Linked DNA regions of Homo sapiens: region 1 is linked to region 2. Evidence: read pairs that join two places in POLR2A ChIA-PET (ENCODE). Cell type or tissue: PC-9. All regions are shown on one strand. Each heading gives the region's core, and the rest is flanking DNA. Links, peaks and the distances in the headings are about the cores only. Region 1 overlaps ARHGAP35 (Rho GTPase activating protein 35). Region 2 has its middle 8.7 kb from the start of SLC1A5.

Region 1 (8,324 bases), core at 247-8,246, 210 kb after region 2:
TTACGATAGAAACACTAATTGAGCATGTGCGTGGGGTGGGGGTGTGTGTGCACATGTGAGTGTGAGTGTGTGTGGGCGCTTGGTGGGGGGTTGGGGACAGCTGGAAGGTGCCAGGTGCACTTGGGGTTGGGGTTGGTGTGTTGGGTGTTGAAGTGGAATCGTTTCATCCCAGCCATGGAGGCCACCAGCAGGAGTGTTCATGGGGATGTGGGCGAGGTGGGGCACTTTGAAGGAATGGCGGTCTGCTGGTGCCCTCGAAGGGGCATCCTTCCTGGTCTTCGCTGACCCAGAGGCGCTGTGCCTGCATATCATCCACCACCACCCTAGCCCAGCCTTCCCACTGCCCCAGGAAAAGCTCTTCTCCTGGCCACCTCTGCCCCCCAGCACCTCAAACTTGCATGGCTGGGCTGTGGCCTCTGCGGCCAGGAAGCCTGACACTAGGCACCCCCCAGGCGAGAGCTAGTGGGGTGCAGAGGGCCCCATGCCAGACAGCCCTTGGGGCTCGTTGCACTTTAAGAAATAGGATCTGTGGTGTATTCCAGGGGGCCTGATGGACACCTTTCCCGGGCGTCTGCAGCTGCCCTGCCCGTGCCCGCCTGCAGTGGTTGGAGACGGGAGTGGCCCTTCGGCTCCCGAGCTCCCTCTGGGGACGGCTGGCTCACTGTCTCCAGTTCTCAATGGCCAACGAAGGTGCTTGGAAACACCTAACCTTGCAAGTTTTACCGCCTTTTGAGGAACACAAATCGGAGAACAAACCCAGGGTTCAGGCGTGTTTTCTGTGAATGTTGGATGATGAATTTTTGTCTCTTCTGGTGGAGCTGTGCCTGGCCCTGTAGGCCCAGGGTTGGCTGGAAGGTGACATCTGTGTTTCGTTTTAGCTGAGGTTGGCAGAAACGTTCCCAAACTCCCCCAGCCCTGGACCCCAGCAGATGAGGAAACGGCCCCATTTACTGACCCCGCCCCCTTTTCGAGGTTATGCTCACCTGGTCAGCTCCTCACGTAATTGGGGGTGGAGGGAAAGCATGGTGGTGCCCTGGGCCGTCCCTGTGTGAACGCAGGCAAAAGCAGCCCAGTCCCCCTCACTGCTTGAGCTAACACTGCCACCTCTTTTGTGTGAGCACAAAAGCCACGTCCCAAGCCACCTGGCCCGATTCCACAGATGTATGTGCGGCCAGTGACTTCCCCAGGAGTGTGGAGGGGGTGGTGAGGAGGAGCACCTGGGCTCTCTACCCCTCTCCTCACAGAAGTACCTGAAACTAGGTCTGGGGCACTCCCAATGCAGCGCCTTGTCAGCCAAGGTGGGCAGGCAGGGACTGTGGCAGCTTATGTCCAAAGGGAGCCCCCATGCACAGGAAGCCACAGGGTTCCTCTTGTTTCCCCCGCTAACTTCAGCCTCTCATCTGCTGCTCCGGGCTGAGGGACTAGAGGACATCTCGGTCGTTTGAGGGGCATGGCCAGTCGTGGCAGGCCGGCCTTCAGCGTCCGGTCAGGGAAGCGTGCAGCCCAAATGGGCACTTGCATGGGAGCCACAGAGGAGCGTCCCTGGGGATTGTTGGGACCATGCTGCCCCCACTCCCGCTTTTGTTGGGGCTCTAAGTTCTGGAAGGTGTGTGCACAGAGGGTGCTCATGGGACTCGCATGCAGCTCTCAGCACTGGGTGGGAGGGCGTTGGCTTGTCCAGAATGGGGACGTGGGGCAGCCACCCCTGCCCAGCGAGAGCGCAGACACCGTGTGAGGGGACAGCAGCCCTTGGTGCAAAGCCAGAGACTGATCCTGGCTCTGACGGCTGAAGAGGGAAGACCCAAGGCTGGGTGGCGTGGCTCGTGAATCCACTTAGAATTCTTGGCTTGTGTCGCATACTGGGTGTCACGGCACACATTTACTCTGCATTGTCCCCGTCTTTCCCATCGCCTAGCGTTTGGGGAGGAACAGGGAGAGAGCTTCGGGGCGTCTGTCTCCGTGCTCTCCTGCCTCCACCGCCTTGGTTTTGCTTCCTGCTGGAGGCAGGGCACCTGCTGCGACCCAGATTCTTCTGCAGGATGTGTCTGTCTTTGTCACGGTGGACAGAGGGTGACATCATAGGAGCAGCTCGCTGGCCAGAAGGGGATGGGGGCATCCCTGTGCCTCACTCAGCTCCTGCTGCTCTTAGGGAAAGGAGGCCTGGGTCAAGCCAGCATCCCCTTGGTAAAGACCCCCGCAGGCCACCAGGCATTCTGGACACGCACACACACACACACACACACACACACACACAAAACTTCACAGCAGGCCAGCTGCAGTGACTTGTCATCAAGAGTCACCTCAGCTGCGCCCCCCTCCCATCCTTTCCTATGAGAAGCCACTGCTTTGGGGGCGCCGGCTAGAAAAAGTAGGGTGCGGTGGCCAGGAGGGCCCCTGCCGCGCGGGGGGCTGGGTCTGGTTGAGTCGCTGCTTTCCCGAGGGCAGCGCAGGGATCCGGGGAAGCTGCGGCAGGGAGCGGGCGCCGGCTTCGTGGCTCTGAGGTGTAACGGGGGTGGGCTCCCTCCCTCGGAGGACATCGTCTGTGTCCAGGTCAGAAAGTGGCCCAGGAAGGGGGCAGTTTCTGTCGCGGGTCCGGTGGGGGCGCGGCCGCGGTGCGGTCGGTGCAGCGTGGCCAATGCGCGGCGCGCGCGGGGGACAGAGCAGGAGGCGGTCTGTCACCTCGGCCACTGCTGACCTGGGCTGGCCTCCCCCAGCCCTCCCGTGGCGGAGCCGGCAGCGATGCTACAGGCCTAAGTTATTGTTTGCATAAAAAGAATCATGTTCCCTGTGTACATTTAAGAAAAAAACAAAAAAACGGAAATGTCAGAATTGTATGGAAATAAAACTTGTTTGAAAATTTGGAATAGTGCTGCTGCCAGCTTATTTTTCTGGTACTTGTATTTTCACATGTTAAATGATCTTTATATATGTTGAATTAACAAATATTTTGAGTTTCTGAGAAAAAACAAAACATATTAATGGTATTGAAATGTGTTAGTAGTCTGGCTGTGTGCCCAAAATTCTGTTTCGCAGCAAAAGTGAAGACCTGTATGTAAAGAAAGTATAACAATTATTTCTTTGTATTTTAGGGGCTTTAACCGGAACATCGTCTAGCTGGTGTTAGGAATGTTTGCTTAATTTCCAGACTTTTTTTTAAAAACACATCGTGGGTTTTTTGAGGCTCCAACCTGATTAGTGCATGGTCAGCCCTCAATGAAGGCTGAGGCATCTCTGACTGAGGTGTTTTTGTTTGGTTTTGTTTTTTAAAATCATGTATTTGCTACAAAGTATTGTACTTGTCTCAATGGGAATGGTGTAAAAAACAAAAGGCCTTATGTGATCTGTATCATAGTTAATAAATGAATCTTGTAAAAAACCAAACCTGAGAGAAGTGAAGGGGGGCCTCCTCCTTACCGGGCCAGTGCAGCACACACCAGGGTTTCACAGGCTTAGGCGCCCGGGGGGGGAAGCAGGAGGCTCCCACAGGAGAGGCCTCGGCCAGCACGAGCCCCCCCTCCCGGCTCTCACCTGCTTTCCTCTCCAGCACAGCTTCCCAGAAGGCCGCGTCATTCCTGTGGTTTCTCAGCATCACCTAAAGTGCCTCCCACAAACCCCCATGGCCGCAGGAGCTGCAGGCAGGCGTGGGGAGGGGATGCCAGAGGTGCCGCTCCTGACCTTCCTTCCCACTCCCCTCCGGCCTGAGGCCACGCGGGTGGTACCGGGAGTCAGATGCCCCTGTTCACTTCCTGGGTGAGTTCCAGGGGCAGGGTCATGAGCAGGCTTGTGGCCAGGAGGTGGCCGACCTCAGACCCTTCTCAAGGGAGGGGTCAGGGCTGAAGTTCTGAGAGGGGAGAGCCTAAGGTCACACTCACTCCCTGGTGCTGGCCCTGGGGTCAGAGACCCAGGCTCTATGCCAGAGTTAGCCACCGTCACCACCGTCATCCAGGACAGCACCTCCAGGGACGGAGGTGGGCTGCTTCCCAAAGAAGCCTTGCCACCAAAAACACCTCCTCTCTGCTCACCCCCTAAAAAACTCTCGTTAGGAATATCTTCCTCTTTCCAGTCTCCCAGGCTCAAGTTTGCTCTATCCTTGGCCCCCTCCTTACTTACCCCTGACTGCTTCTAAGATCCCAAATGTCACTTGAGCGTGACTCTGCTGTTCCCTCTGCCTCCATTCTAGCCTAGACCTGAATTCAAGCTCACTAGACTCTGATAGACACCCCCACACACTGAATGGCCCCCCTGCCCTCAATATTCATGGCAGAAGAGTGAACTATTCAGCATACAAGATGCATCCTTCCCTGCCTGTGCCCATAGCAGACATGGCTAGCTGATCACCGCACTCTGCCACACCCCTCTCCAGGCAGCCACTGCCAATCAATAGGGGCTGGCACCAGAGATGACGTCTGTTTGCCACTGCCTCAGCCAGGCAGGCAAACAAACGGAGATGCCTACTGACCATAGCCCAGGCTCCTTGGCATCCATGCAGAACCCCACGCTCTGTCTGGATCCATCCTGCTCTTCTCTCCCACTCCTCTAACCCAACTCCCCAACATCAGTCAAAATTAGTCTTTTTTTTTTTTTTTTTTTTTTTTTTTTTTTTTGACAGAGTTTTGCTCTTGTTGCCCAGGCTGGAGTGCAGTGGCTCGATCTAGGCTCACTACAACCTCCGCCTCCCCGGTTCAAGGGATTTTCCTGCCTCAGCCTCCTGAGTAGCTGGGATTACAGGCATGCACCACCACACCTGGCTAATTTTATATTTTTAGTAGAGACGGGATTTCTCCATGTTGGCCAGGCTGGTCTCGAACTCCTGGCCTCAGGTGATCCGCCCACCTCAGCCTCCCAAAGTGCTGGGATTAGAGGCGTGAGCCACCTCGCCTGGCCGAGTCTCATTCTTTTGAGTGCAGCTGGCTGCTTTCTGCTTCCAGATCCTTGCTTTGAGCACTTCCCTCTGCCTGAAATTCCTTCCATCCACCCTTCCCCAAACCTCTAGCCTGCCCATCAGATCCTACCCTGTTCTTCAAAGCCAGTCTTTCTCCAGAAACATCCCTGACCCTCTCCACTCACGGATTCACCCTGCAGCTGGGATTTACCTGCTGGGGGTTTATGTCACTCCCCGTGAGCGCTCCAGGGTTTCTCCTTTGTTTTTTTGAATTAAATCTCTACATCCTCCTGGTGTGCAGTTGGTACTCAATGTGTGCTGACAGAAACCTGTCTTCTCTATTTTTTTTTTTCCTTTTCTTAGTCTGTTGTCCAGGCTGGAATGCAGTGGCACAAACACGGCTCACTTCAGCCTTGAACTCGCAGGCTGAAGCAATCCTCCCACCTCAGCCTCCAAGTAGCTGGGACTACAGAGGCACATGCTACCACATCTGGCTTTTTTTTTTTTTTTTTTTTTTTTTTCAGAGATGGGATCTCGCTCTATTGCTCAAGCTGGTCTTGAGCTCCTGGGTTCAAGCGATCCTCCTGCCTCGACCTCCCAAAGCACTGGGATGACAGGCATGAGCCACCATGCCCGGCCTGTTCCTCCCTTCTTTGGGCAAAGGCTGAGCCATCTGGGGGCCCCGCTCTGTGCTAAGCTGGGTTGAGGGAGAGACCAGAACCAGATAGGCAGTGGGCTCTGGGTGCTGACTGGCCAAGGAGTGTCTTTTTTTTTTTTTTAGACGGAGTCTCCCTCTGTTGCCCAGGCTGGAGTGTGATGGCGCGATCTCGGATCACTGCAACCTCTGCCTCCTGGATTCAAGTGATTCTCCTGCCTCAGCCTCCCGAGTAGCTGGGATTACAGGTGCCGCCACCATGCCCAGCTAATTTTTGTATTTTTAGTAGAGATGGGGTTTCACCATGTTAGCCAGGATGGTCTTGATCTCTTGACCTCGTGATCCACCCGCCTCGGCCTCCCAAAACGCTGGGATTACAGGATTACAGGCATGAGCCTCCATGCCCGGACTTTTTTTTTTTTTTTTTTTTTTTTTTTTTTGAGACAAAGTCCTGCTCTGTCGCCCAGGCTGGAGTGCAGTGGTGTGATCTCAGCTTACTGCAGCCTCCACCTCCCGGGTTCAAGCAATCCTTCCACCTCAGCCTCCCAAAGCACTGGGAGGGCAGGCGTGAGCCCCTGTGCTCAGCCTTCTCTCGCTCTTGCTCTTCAAGACTTGTGTGCTTTCTAAACACGAGCCTCACAACCACCAGCACCCACGTTGAGAGCTTTGGGGGGCAGCTTCGCGGCTCCCAGATAGGCCACCCCAGGAGGCCCAACAAGATGCCTTATGCGTGGTAAGCCTTCATTCGGTTTTTCGAACGCGGTGGTCTCAACCTTGCCCTTGACCTGCCCCATCTGTAAACCACCCTCTCCCACGTGACTCCAGCCTAGACCTCCGCTGCAAGCAAAACATCATATCCACCTGTCTATGACACTCTACTTGGGGACTCCACTGTGACACACCCACAGCCAAACTCCTGACCCTTTCTCCAAACAGGTCCATTCCCCAGGATCCCCCCCTCAAGCCAGAGAGAGACCCTGGGGGCCCCCTTGGGGTGTCTCTCTCCCTTCCAGTCAACCAGGTACAACTCCCAGTTCCATTTTGCCTTCCAGCACACTCCCCTTCCTGCTCCCTGCACCCCAGCCCTGTCTGATCTCACCAAGACATCTGCCCTCCATGCTCACCCACTCCCATCTCCATGAGGGCAGATCAGATCTCACATCTAGCCATGTGTCTCCTCCCGTAACATCCTCCAGGGATCTCCAATGCCCTTAGAGGAAGCCTGAACTCTTCCACAGGGTCCCACCCCCGACCCCGCCCACCTCCCAGGAGCCTTTCCTTGCACTCTGGTCCAGATACTCCAACTCCCCTGGGGCCTGCCCACCTCGGGCATTTTGCAGTATTGTCCCCTCCTCCTCCAAGACTGTCCTCCCTTGAGGCCATCCCACCTTGCTAACTTTCTCCTGGTCCTTCAGATTTCAGCTCCTCAGACTCCTCCACAGGGAAAGCCCTCCCTGACTCCCCCAGCCAAGATGGGTCTCTTTGCTTTCAGATGAGATCGAGTGGGTTCAGGGTGTATGGCCGTAGACTCTCCGTGCTTTCAAAGGAAAAAAATAAGTTCTTTCAGAGTACTTTCTGAGCTGAGCATGGTGGCTCATACTTGTCATCATAGTGCTGTGGGAGGCCAAGAGAGGAGGATCACCTGAGCCCAGGAATTCAAGAACAGCCTGTTCAACAAAGTTAGACCTTGTCTCTACAAAACATTTCTTTTTTTAATTAGCAGCTTGGGGCCAGGTGCAGTGGATCACGCCTGTAATCCCAGGACTTTGAGAGGCCGAGGCGGGCAGATCACCTGAGATCGGGAGTTCAAGACACAGCCTGAGCAACATGAAGAAACCCCGTCTCTACTAAAAATACAAAATTAGGAGCTCTCCCTCTCCGTCTCCCTCTCCCTCTCCCCACGGTCTCCCTCTCCCTCTCTTTCCACGGTCTCCCTCTGATGCCGAGCCGAAGCTGGACAGTACTGCTGCCATCTCAGCTCACTGCAACCTCCCTGCCTGATTCTCCTGACTCAGCCTGCGGAGTGCCTGCGATTGCAGGCTCGCGCCGCCACGCCTGACTGGTTTTGGTGGAGACGGGGTTTCGCTGTGTTGGCCGGGCCGGTCTCCAGCCCCTAACCGCAAGTGATCCGCCAGCCTCGGCCTCCCAAGGTGCCGGGATTGCAGACGGAGTCTCATTCACTCAGTGCTCAATGGTGCCCAGGCTGGAGTGCAGTGGCGTGATCTCGGCTCGCTACAGCCTCCACCTCCCAGCCGCCTGCCTTGGCCTCCCAAAGTGCCGAGATTGCAGCCTCTGCCCGGCTGCCACCCCGTCTGGGAAGTGAGGAGCGTCTCTGCCTGGCCGCCCATCGTCTGGGATGTGAGGAGCCCCTCTGCCTGGCTGCCCAGTCTGGAAAGTGAGGAGCGTCTCCGCCCGGCCGCCATCCCACCTAGGAAGTGAGGAGCACCTCTTCCCGGCCGCCATCACATCTAGGAAGTGAGGAGCGTCTCTGCCCGGCCGCCCATCGTCTGAGATGTGGGGAGCGCCTCTGCCCCGCCGCCCCGTCTGGGATGTGAGGAGCACCTCTGCCCGGCTGCGACCCGGTCTGGGAGGTGAGGAGCATCTCTGCCCGGCCGCCCCGTCTGAGAAGTGAGGAGCCCCTCCGCCCGGCAGCCGCCCCGTCTGAGAAGTGAGGAGCCTCTCCGCCCGACAGCCACCCAGTCTGGGAAGTGAGGAGCGTCTCCGCCCGGCAGCCACCCCGTCCGGGAGGGAGGTGGGGGGGTCAGCACCCCGCCCGGCCAGCCGCCC
Region 2 (8,324 bases), core at 139-8,138:
AAAAAAAATCCCAGACTTCAGAAGAGTCTGGAATATTTCAAAGCACAGATCTAACTGGGCCACCCCTACTCTCTGAACAGCCCCAGTGGCCTCCCTCAGGATGAAAACCACTCTTCAGCTAGGCATCTGTCCGCTTGGTGATTCATTTATTCATTCATTCAACAAACCACATCCACAGAATAGAAGACTGAGAGACATCAAATAGAAGGAGACGGATGCCCATGAGCTGACATGGGATCGTTGTGATGACTCATCTGGCCAATATTTATCAAACACTGAGAAAAACAGATGAGGAGCCGGGAGCAGTGGCTCACTCCTGGAATCCCAGCACTTTGGAAGGTTGAGGTGGGTGGATCTCTCAAGGCCAGGAATTCAAAACCAGCCTGGCCAACATGGTGAAACCTCATCTCAACTAAAAATACAAAAATTAGCGGGGCGTGGTGCTACCTACCCGTAATCCCAGCTACTCGAGTGGCTGAGACAGGAGAATCACTTGAACCTAAGAGGCAGAGGTTGCAGTGAACCAAGATTGCACCACTGCACTCCAGCCTGGGCGACAAAGCATGAAAAGAAAAAAAGGCAAAGAAAAACAGATGAGAAAAACACGAGCAAAACAGATGAAAATCCCTTCTCTGCTAGCACTGATATTCTAGCAGCAGGACACGGTCAATAAATACTAAACATAATATGCATGTAGGCTAAGTGGGTTATCTGGCTTGTAACTTATTGTCACAAAGCAGAAAGTGCTGTGGAGGGAAATATATATGTATGTATGCATGCATTAGGAAAAGTGAGGAATTAGATGAATGAAGGGTAAATTGCAATAATAAATCAGGCTGGGATCAGTGGTTCACAACTATAATTCGAACACTTTTGGAGGCCAAGGCAGGAGGATCACTTGAGCTCTGGAGTTCAAGGTTATAGTGAGCTGTGATCGTGCCACTGCTGCACTCCAGCCTAGGGAACACAGTGAGACCTTGTCTCTAAAAAAATAAAAATTAGGTGGTCACAAAAGTATAGAGGGAGGCCAGGCACAGTGGCGCACACACTTGTAATCCCAGCAACCTGGGAAGCTGAGGCAGGAGGATCGCTTAAGCTCAAGAGTTCGAGGCTAGGCACAATGGCTCATGCCTGTAATCCCAGCACTTTGGGAGGCCGAGGTGGGTGGATCATTTGAGGTCAGGAGTTCAAGACCAGCCTGGCCAACATGGTGAAACCCCACCTCCACTAAAAACACAAAAATTAGCTGGGCATGGTGGTGGGTACCTGTAATCCCAGCTACTCAGGAGGCTGAGGCAAGAGAATCACTTGAACCCAGAGGACGGTATTGCACCACTGCACTCCAGCCTAGACGACAGAGTGAGGCTCCATCTCAAAAAAAAAAAAAAAAAAAAAAAAAAAAGAGTTTGAGACCAGCCTGGGCAACATTTCGAAAGCTCATCTCTATGAAAGAATACAAAAATTAACCGGGCGTGGTGATGCACGTCTGTGGTCCCAGCTACTCAGGAGGATGAGGTGGGAGGATCACTTGAGACTGGGAGGTTGAGGCTGCAGTGAGCAGAGATTGCACCACTGCACTCCAGCCTGGGTGACAGAGGGACACCCTGTCTCAAAAAAAAAAAAAAAATAGAAAGGGGAAAATCAAGGTGCGAGAAAGTGTGTATAGAATGGGGAAAAGCAAATGAACACAGCATCTGTTTTATTTTTTAATTTTTTTAATCTTTTATTTTTATTTTATTTTATTTATTTATTTATTTTTGAGACAGAGTCTCACCCTGTCACCCAGGCTGGAGTGCAATGGCGTGATCTCAGCTCACTGCAACCTCTGTCTCCCAGGTTCAAGCGATTCTCCTGCCTCAGCCTCCCAAGTAGCTGGGACTACAGGCGTGTGCCACCATATCCGGCTAATTTTTGTATTTTTAGTAGAGACGGGGTTTCACCGTGTTGGCCAGGATGGTCTCGATCTCCTGACCTTGTGATCTGCCCACCTCAGCCACCCAAAGTGCTGGGATTACAGGCGTGAGCCACTGCACCCAGCAAATTTTTTATTTCTATTTATTTATTTTTTTGAGACAGAGTCTCACTCTGTCGCCCAGGCTGGAGTGCAATGGCACAATCTTGCCTCACTGCAACCTCCACCTCCTGGGTTCAAGTGATTTTCCTGCCTCAGCCTCAAGAGTAGCTGGGATTACAGGCACCCGCCACCAGACCCAGCTAATTTTTTTTGTATTTTTAGTAGAGATGGGGTTTCACCATGTTGGTCAGGCTGGTCACAAACTCCTGACCTCAGGTGATCCACCCACCTCAGCCTCCCAAAGTGCTGGGATTACAGGTGTGAGCCACCGCGCCCAGCCAACAGCATCTCTTTTAAATGCATTGACTATTCAAGAATTTGCAGAAACTGCTAAAAGGATTTGCTTTCAGGAAGGAAAGCTGTGGCTTTACAGTTCGGTGCCGGGACCCTGAAATCTGTCATCTTGACCTTGGATCTCACTTAGCAGCTGAAAGATCTTGGGCAAATCATTCAACTCTCCTGTCTCAGTTTGCCGGGCTGTGCAGTGGGGATCACTGTAGCTTCTGCCTTGGAGATCACGGAGGGGTGAGCAGAGTTCATGTGTATGGAGTGCTTTGGTTGGTGCCCGGCAAATCACAACCCCATGGTATTTTAAGTTATGACGACTTTTTGCAGATAAATATTATAAAGAACGGAAAAGAAAGAAAGATTTCTTCTAGGCTGAGTGCGGTAGCTCACACCTGTAATCCCACCACGTTGGGAGGTCAAGACAGGTGGATAGTTCAAGTCCAGGAGTTCGAGACCAGCCTGGGTAACATGACAAAACCCCGTCTCTACCCCCAAATATACAAAAATTAGCCGGGCGTGGTGACGCAGGCCCGTAGTCCCACCTATTCTGGAGGCTGTAGTGAGAAGATCGCCTGAGCCTAGGAGGTGGATGTTGCAGTGAGCTGAGATCGTGCCACTGCACTCCAGCGTGGGAGACAGAGTGAGACCCCATCTCCGAAAAATAAAATAAAAGAGAAAAGAAAAGAGATCGCTTCCAGTGCATACCCCGGGCACAGATTCACAAGCTGGGAGCTTTTCCCCTGAGGACCCAGGGACCACTGGACAAAGGGAGGCCTGAGAGGCCCCTGAGGGACCCAGCAGCTGGTGACCGGGCTGCGGTGTGGAAGCTCTGGCAGCCCTCCAGGTAATCAGCGCCCCAGGGTTTGGACAAGAGGCCCAGGCCAGTTGGGCAACTTGAGCACAGGCCAGGCTCAGCCTAGTCACTGCCCACCCACTCTAGGGCTAGAGGTGCCAGACAGGGGGATGTTGGAGGGAGGAGGCTCCAGGACTCAGGAGACCCCAGAATCCTAGACCCTTCAGGGAATGTGGGGTGGGTCTAAGCCAAGAGGGCATGGTTTGAGGGTTTGGATGATGTTGCCTGGAACGCCTCACACCCTGCCCTCCCGCTTCTTAGAGAGGAAAATATACCAGCTGGTCTCAGCCGGCTTTCCTCCCCCTAAGCCAAACCTCCTACCCAGATTCTGATTTCATCATTGGAAAAAAAAAAAAAAAAAAAAAAAAAAAAGGCCTGGGGCTCCAGGAAGGGGGTGAGAGAGACCAGGAAGAGGCTGGATCCCACAGAGCAGAGAGGCCCTTTCTGGCCTCAGTTTGCCACCTAGGAAATGGCTTTAGGTCTTGTCTTGTATTGTCTTGTCTTTTTTCTCTTTTCTTTTCTTTTCTTGAAACAGTTTTGCTCTCTCGCCCAGCCAGGAGTTCAGTGGCGCAATCATAGCTCACTGCAGCCTCAAACTCCTGGGTTCAGGCTATCCTCCTGCTTCAGCCTCCTGAGTAGCTAGGACTATAGGCACACGCAAACATGCCTGGCTAATTTCTTAAATTTTTTTGTAGGGGCCGGGAGCGGTGGCTCACGCCTGTAATCCCAGCACTTTGGGAGTCCAAGGCGGGCGGATCACGAGGCCAGGAGATCGAGACCATCCTGGCTAACACGGTGAAACCCCGTCTCTACTAAAAATACAAAAAATTAGCCAGGCGTGGTGGCGGGCGTCTGAAGTCCCAGCTACTCGGGAAGCTGAGGCAGGAGAATGGCGTGAACCCAGGAGGAGGAGCTTGCAGTGAGCTGAGATCGCGCCACTGCACTCCAGCCTGGGCGACAGAGCGAGACTCCCTCTCAAATAAATAAATAAATAAATAAATAAATAAATAAATAAATAAAAACAGTAGGACAGAGGAAGCAATCAGATATGCATTAGTCTTAAATGAGCAGAGGGATGACTTTCTACCTGTGAAGACGAGCTATCAGTTTATGTGACCAGGGTGAAATTCAACAGAACTGTTTTAGGGTAAAAATCTTGAGGCTCACAAGGAATTTCCTTGTGGGCAAATTGTGAGGGAGATATGTAGCTTTTTTTTTTTTTTAATCTTTGTAGCTATCTTATTTAGGGATAAAATGGGAGGCAGATTTGTCTGACATAGTTCCCAGCTTAACTTTTCCCTTGGCTTAGCGATTTTGGGGACAGACCCAAGATTTATTTTCCTTTCACATAAGAAAAAAAAGCAGGCCAGGCACAGTGCCTCATCCCTGTAATCCCAGCACTTTGGGAGGCCAAGGCAGGTGGATCACCTGAGGTCAGGAGTTCAAGACCAGCCTGGCCAATATGGTGAAACCCCATCTCTACTAAAAATACAAAAATTACTCAGGCTGTGGTGGTGCATGCCTATAATCCCAGCTATTTGGGAGACTGAGGCAGGAGAATTGCTTGAACACAGGAGGCAGAGATTGCAGTGAGTCAAGATCATGCCACTGCACTCCAGCACTCCAGCCTAAGTGACAGAGCAAGATCCTGTTAAAAAAAAAAAAAAAAAAAAAGATTCCTGGACTGCTAGAATCTGCATTTAATAAATACCCCAGGAGGTTGTGGGAGGCTTAAAATTACATGGGTTTATTCTCTGAAAAGTCCAGAGATTCCAGCCTGGACAACATAGCAAAACCCTGTCTCTACAAAAATGCGAAACTTAGCCAGGCATGGTGGCTCATGCTTGTAGTCCCACCTAATTGGGAGTCTGAAGCAGGAGGATCATTTGAGCCCAGGAGGCAGAGGCTGCAGTGAGCCAAGATCACATCATGGCACTCCAGCCTGGGTGACAGAGCAATACCCTCTCTTAAAAAAAAAAAAAAAAATCCAGAGAGTGAAGTTCGAAATGGTTTCACTGGGCTGAAACCAAAGCGTTAGCAGGGCCACGCTCTGTTAGGAGGCTCTAGAGGAGAATCTACATCCTTGCCTTCTCCAGCTTCTCGAGGTCATCTGTGTTCCTCGGCTCATGGCCTTTTCCTCCATCTTCAAAACCAGCAGCATAGAATCTTCAAATCTCTCTGCTTCCATCATCCCACTGCCTTCATTCTCTTCTATGTCAAATATCCTTCTGCCCCTCTCTTATAAGGGCACTCGGGATTAATTTACGGCCCACCCAGTTAGGCCAGGATCATCTCTCCATCTCAAGATCTTTTATTGACTCACATCTGCCAAGTCTCTGTTGTCATTTAAAGTAATATTCACAGGTTCTAGGGACCAGGATATCTTTGAGGTTTATTAGGCAGCCAACCACAGGAGCCATGCATGGATACAGGGTATGTAAATTCATGGGACTGGTTGGAGATTCACTAGGAAGTGAGTATAGTAGGGCCAAAGAAAACAATGGGTTCAATATGAAAGGCTGAAAAGACAAGAAAACCTAGCTACTTGGGAGGCTGAGGCAGGAGGATTGCTTGAACCCAGGAGATCAAGGCTGCAATGAGCTATGATTGGGCCACTGCACTCTAGCCTGGGCAGTGTAGTGAGACCCCATGTCTACAAAAACATTAAAAAAATAGATAGGTGTGGTGGCATGCAACTATAATCCTACCTACTCAGGAGGCAGGGGCAGGAGGATCACCTGAGCCCAGGAGATCGAGGCTGCAGTGAGGTACGATTGTGCCACTGAACTTCAGTCTTAACACACACACACACCAGAGTGCATTGTAAAAGTAATTATTATTTTGTGAAATTTTTGCTTAATTTATATACATATTTGCACACATACTGCATTCCAGGTAAAATATACATCTAGCTAGGGTGTGGTAGCTTGCACCCAAGTCCCTGCTAGTGAGAGGCTGAGGTGGGAAGACTCCTTGAGCCTAGGAGTTCAGACCAGCCTGGGCAACACAGCAAGTCCCCATCTCTAAATTAAATTCCTTGAGCTCAGAAATTGGAGGCTGCAGTGATCTCACCACTGCATTCCAGCCTGGGCAACAGAGCGAGACCCCATCTCTAAAAATAAAATAAATATGCTAGGCACGGTGGTTCACACCTGTAATCCCAGCACTTTGGGAGGCCAAAGCTGGCAGATCACTTGAGGTCAAGAGTTCGAGACCAGCCTGGCCAACATGGTGAAACCCCATTTCTACTATGAATACAAAAATTAGCCGAGTGTGGTGGCAGTCCCCTGAAATCCCAGCTACTCGGGAGGCTGAAGCAGGAGAATCACTTGAACCCGCGAGGCGGAGGTTGCAGTGAGCTGAGATCACACCACTGTACTCTAGTCTGGGCGACAGAACGAGACTCTGTCTCAAATAAATAAATAAATAAATAGATAAAATAAATAATCATAAAATAAATACATGAAATGTATACATCCTGTTGTGGATCAGGTGTCTCTAGTTCAAAATTACTTGAGAAACACTGGTGTGCCAAGCCTTCTGTGGTCCATGAGTCTCACCACGTCACTCCTTTCCTCACACATTTTTTTTTTTTTTTGAGAGGGAGTCTTGCTCTGTCGCCCAGGCTGGAGTACAGGGGCGCGATCTCGGCTCACTGCAAGCTCCGCCTGCCAAGTTCAAGCGATTCTCCTGCCTCAGCCTCCTGAATAGCTGGGATTACAGGCGCCCGCCACCATGCCCGGCTAATTTTATTTTTGTACTTTTAGTAGAGATGGGTTTTCACCGTGTTAGTCAGGATGGTCTCGATCTCCCAACCTCGTGATCCACCCGCCTCGGCCTCCCAAAGTGCTGGGATTACAGGCGTGAGCCACCGCGCCCGGCCTCCTCGCACATTTTTCTCTTCATTTCTCCAGAATCTTCACATTTCCACTCAGGAATCTGCTGAGTCCACCAGTCTGGGTCACGTGTCTCCCCAGGCTTCCCCCAGGCCCCTGGACTCCTAATCCCAGCCCTGGCCACCCTGAGTGGTCAAAGTCTGGGGACCACGGTTTGCCACCTCCATTGGACTGAGGGTGGGGGTTGGCTGTCTCCACCTCCACTGTGTCCCAAGCACGGCCCTGCCTGGGGCCAGGCACACAGAAGGGTCTTCAGGAATGTGGGTTGATGCTTTGCTTTCAGAAATAGGAAGGAGGACCGGGAGCACTGGCTCACCTCTGTAATCCCAGCTACTCCAGAGGCTGAGGCTGAAGGATCATTTGAACCCAGGAAGTGGGTTCAAGTGACTCCATCTCAAAAAAAAAAAAAAAAAAAGGCTGGGCTCAGTGGCTCATGCCTTAATCCCAGCACTTTGGGAGGCGGAGGTGGGTGGATCACCTAAGGTCAGGAGTTTGAGACTAGCCTGGCCAAGACGGCGAAACCTCATCTCTACTAAAAATACAAAAAATTAGCCGGATGTGGTGGTGGGCGCCTGTAATCCCAGATACTCAGGAGGCTGAGGCAGGAGAATCACTTGAACCCGGGAGGTGGAGGATGCAGTGAGCCAAGATCACACCATTGCACGCCAGCCTGGGTGACAAGAGCGAAATGTCGTCTCAAAAATAAATAAATAAAATAAAATAAAAATTAAAAAAATTAAAAAGTAAATTAAATTAAAAATAAAAAAGAGAAAGAAACAGGAAGGAAAGGAGGAGATGTCAGGAGCGTTGCACATTCCAGCCTGGGGAACTGGAGAACAGCCCTGCCCTTCTCTTCCTACCTCCCTGATTGTTTATTTAAGAGCTGGCCTGTCTGGGCGGCTCAGCCCTGTCTCCCCCAGCTGCAGGGTGGCAGGCCCCAGTGGCTCCTGGTGCAATTGTAACTCAGGGCCGGGCGTGGTGGCTCACACCTGTAATCCCAGCACTTTGGGAGGCCGAGGTGGGCAGATCACATGAGACCAGGAGTTCCAGACCAGCCTGGGCAACGTGGTGAAACGCCTTCTCTACTAAAAATACAAAAAATTAGCCGAGCGTGGTGGCAGGAGCCTGTAGTCCCAGCTACTCGGGAGGCTGAGGCAGGAGAATGGCGTGAACCTGGGAGGAGGAGCTTGCAGTGAGGCGAGATGGCTCCACT

The links. ChIA-PET counts read pairs that join two places held together with the same protein. Peaks named below come from ENCODE experiments on the same cell type or tissue, not always from the same donor. Only the 100,000 strongest peaks of a DNase experiment are listed, where the experiment ranks them.
Region 1: POLR2A ChIA-PET joins it to region 2 with 10 read pairs; 6 of 35 experiments call an interaction of 5 or more read pairs at or near these places.

What each region holds. Positions count from the first base shown.
Region 1 is chr19:47,001,697-47,010,020 of GRCh38, forward strand. ARHGAP35 (Rho GTPase activating protein 35) reads left to right here. Exons shown (of 7, transcript NM_004491.5): 7 at 1-3,381. Among named protein-coding and RNA genes, the nearest start is that of NPAS1, 14 kb to the right of the region's middle. RefSeq lists enhancers at 765-1,510, 1,511-2,257, 3,731-4,309. In PC-9, for the core only: no CTCF peak of the experiment used is centred there; no DNase peak of the experiment used is centred there.
Region 2 is chr19:46,793,117-46,801,440 of GRCh38, forward strand. No RefSeq gene overlaps it. Among named protein-coding and RNA genes, the nearest start is that of SLC1A5, 8.7 kb to the left of the region's middle. In PC-9, for the core only: no CTCF peak of the experiment used is centred there; DNase peaks (open chromatin) are centred at 235, 3,255 and 3,565; H3K4me3 peaks cover 631 bases; H3K27ac peaks cover 1,880 bases.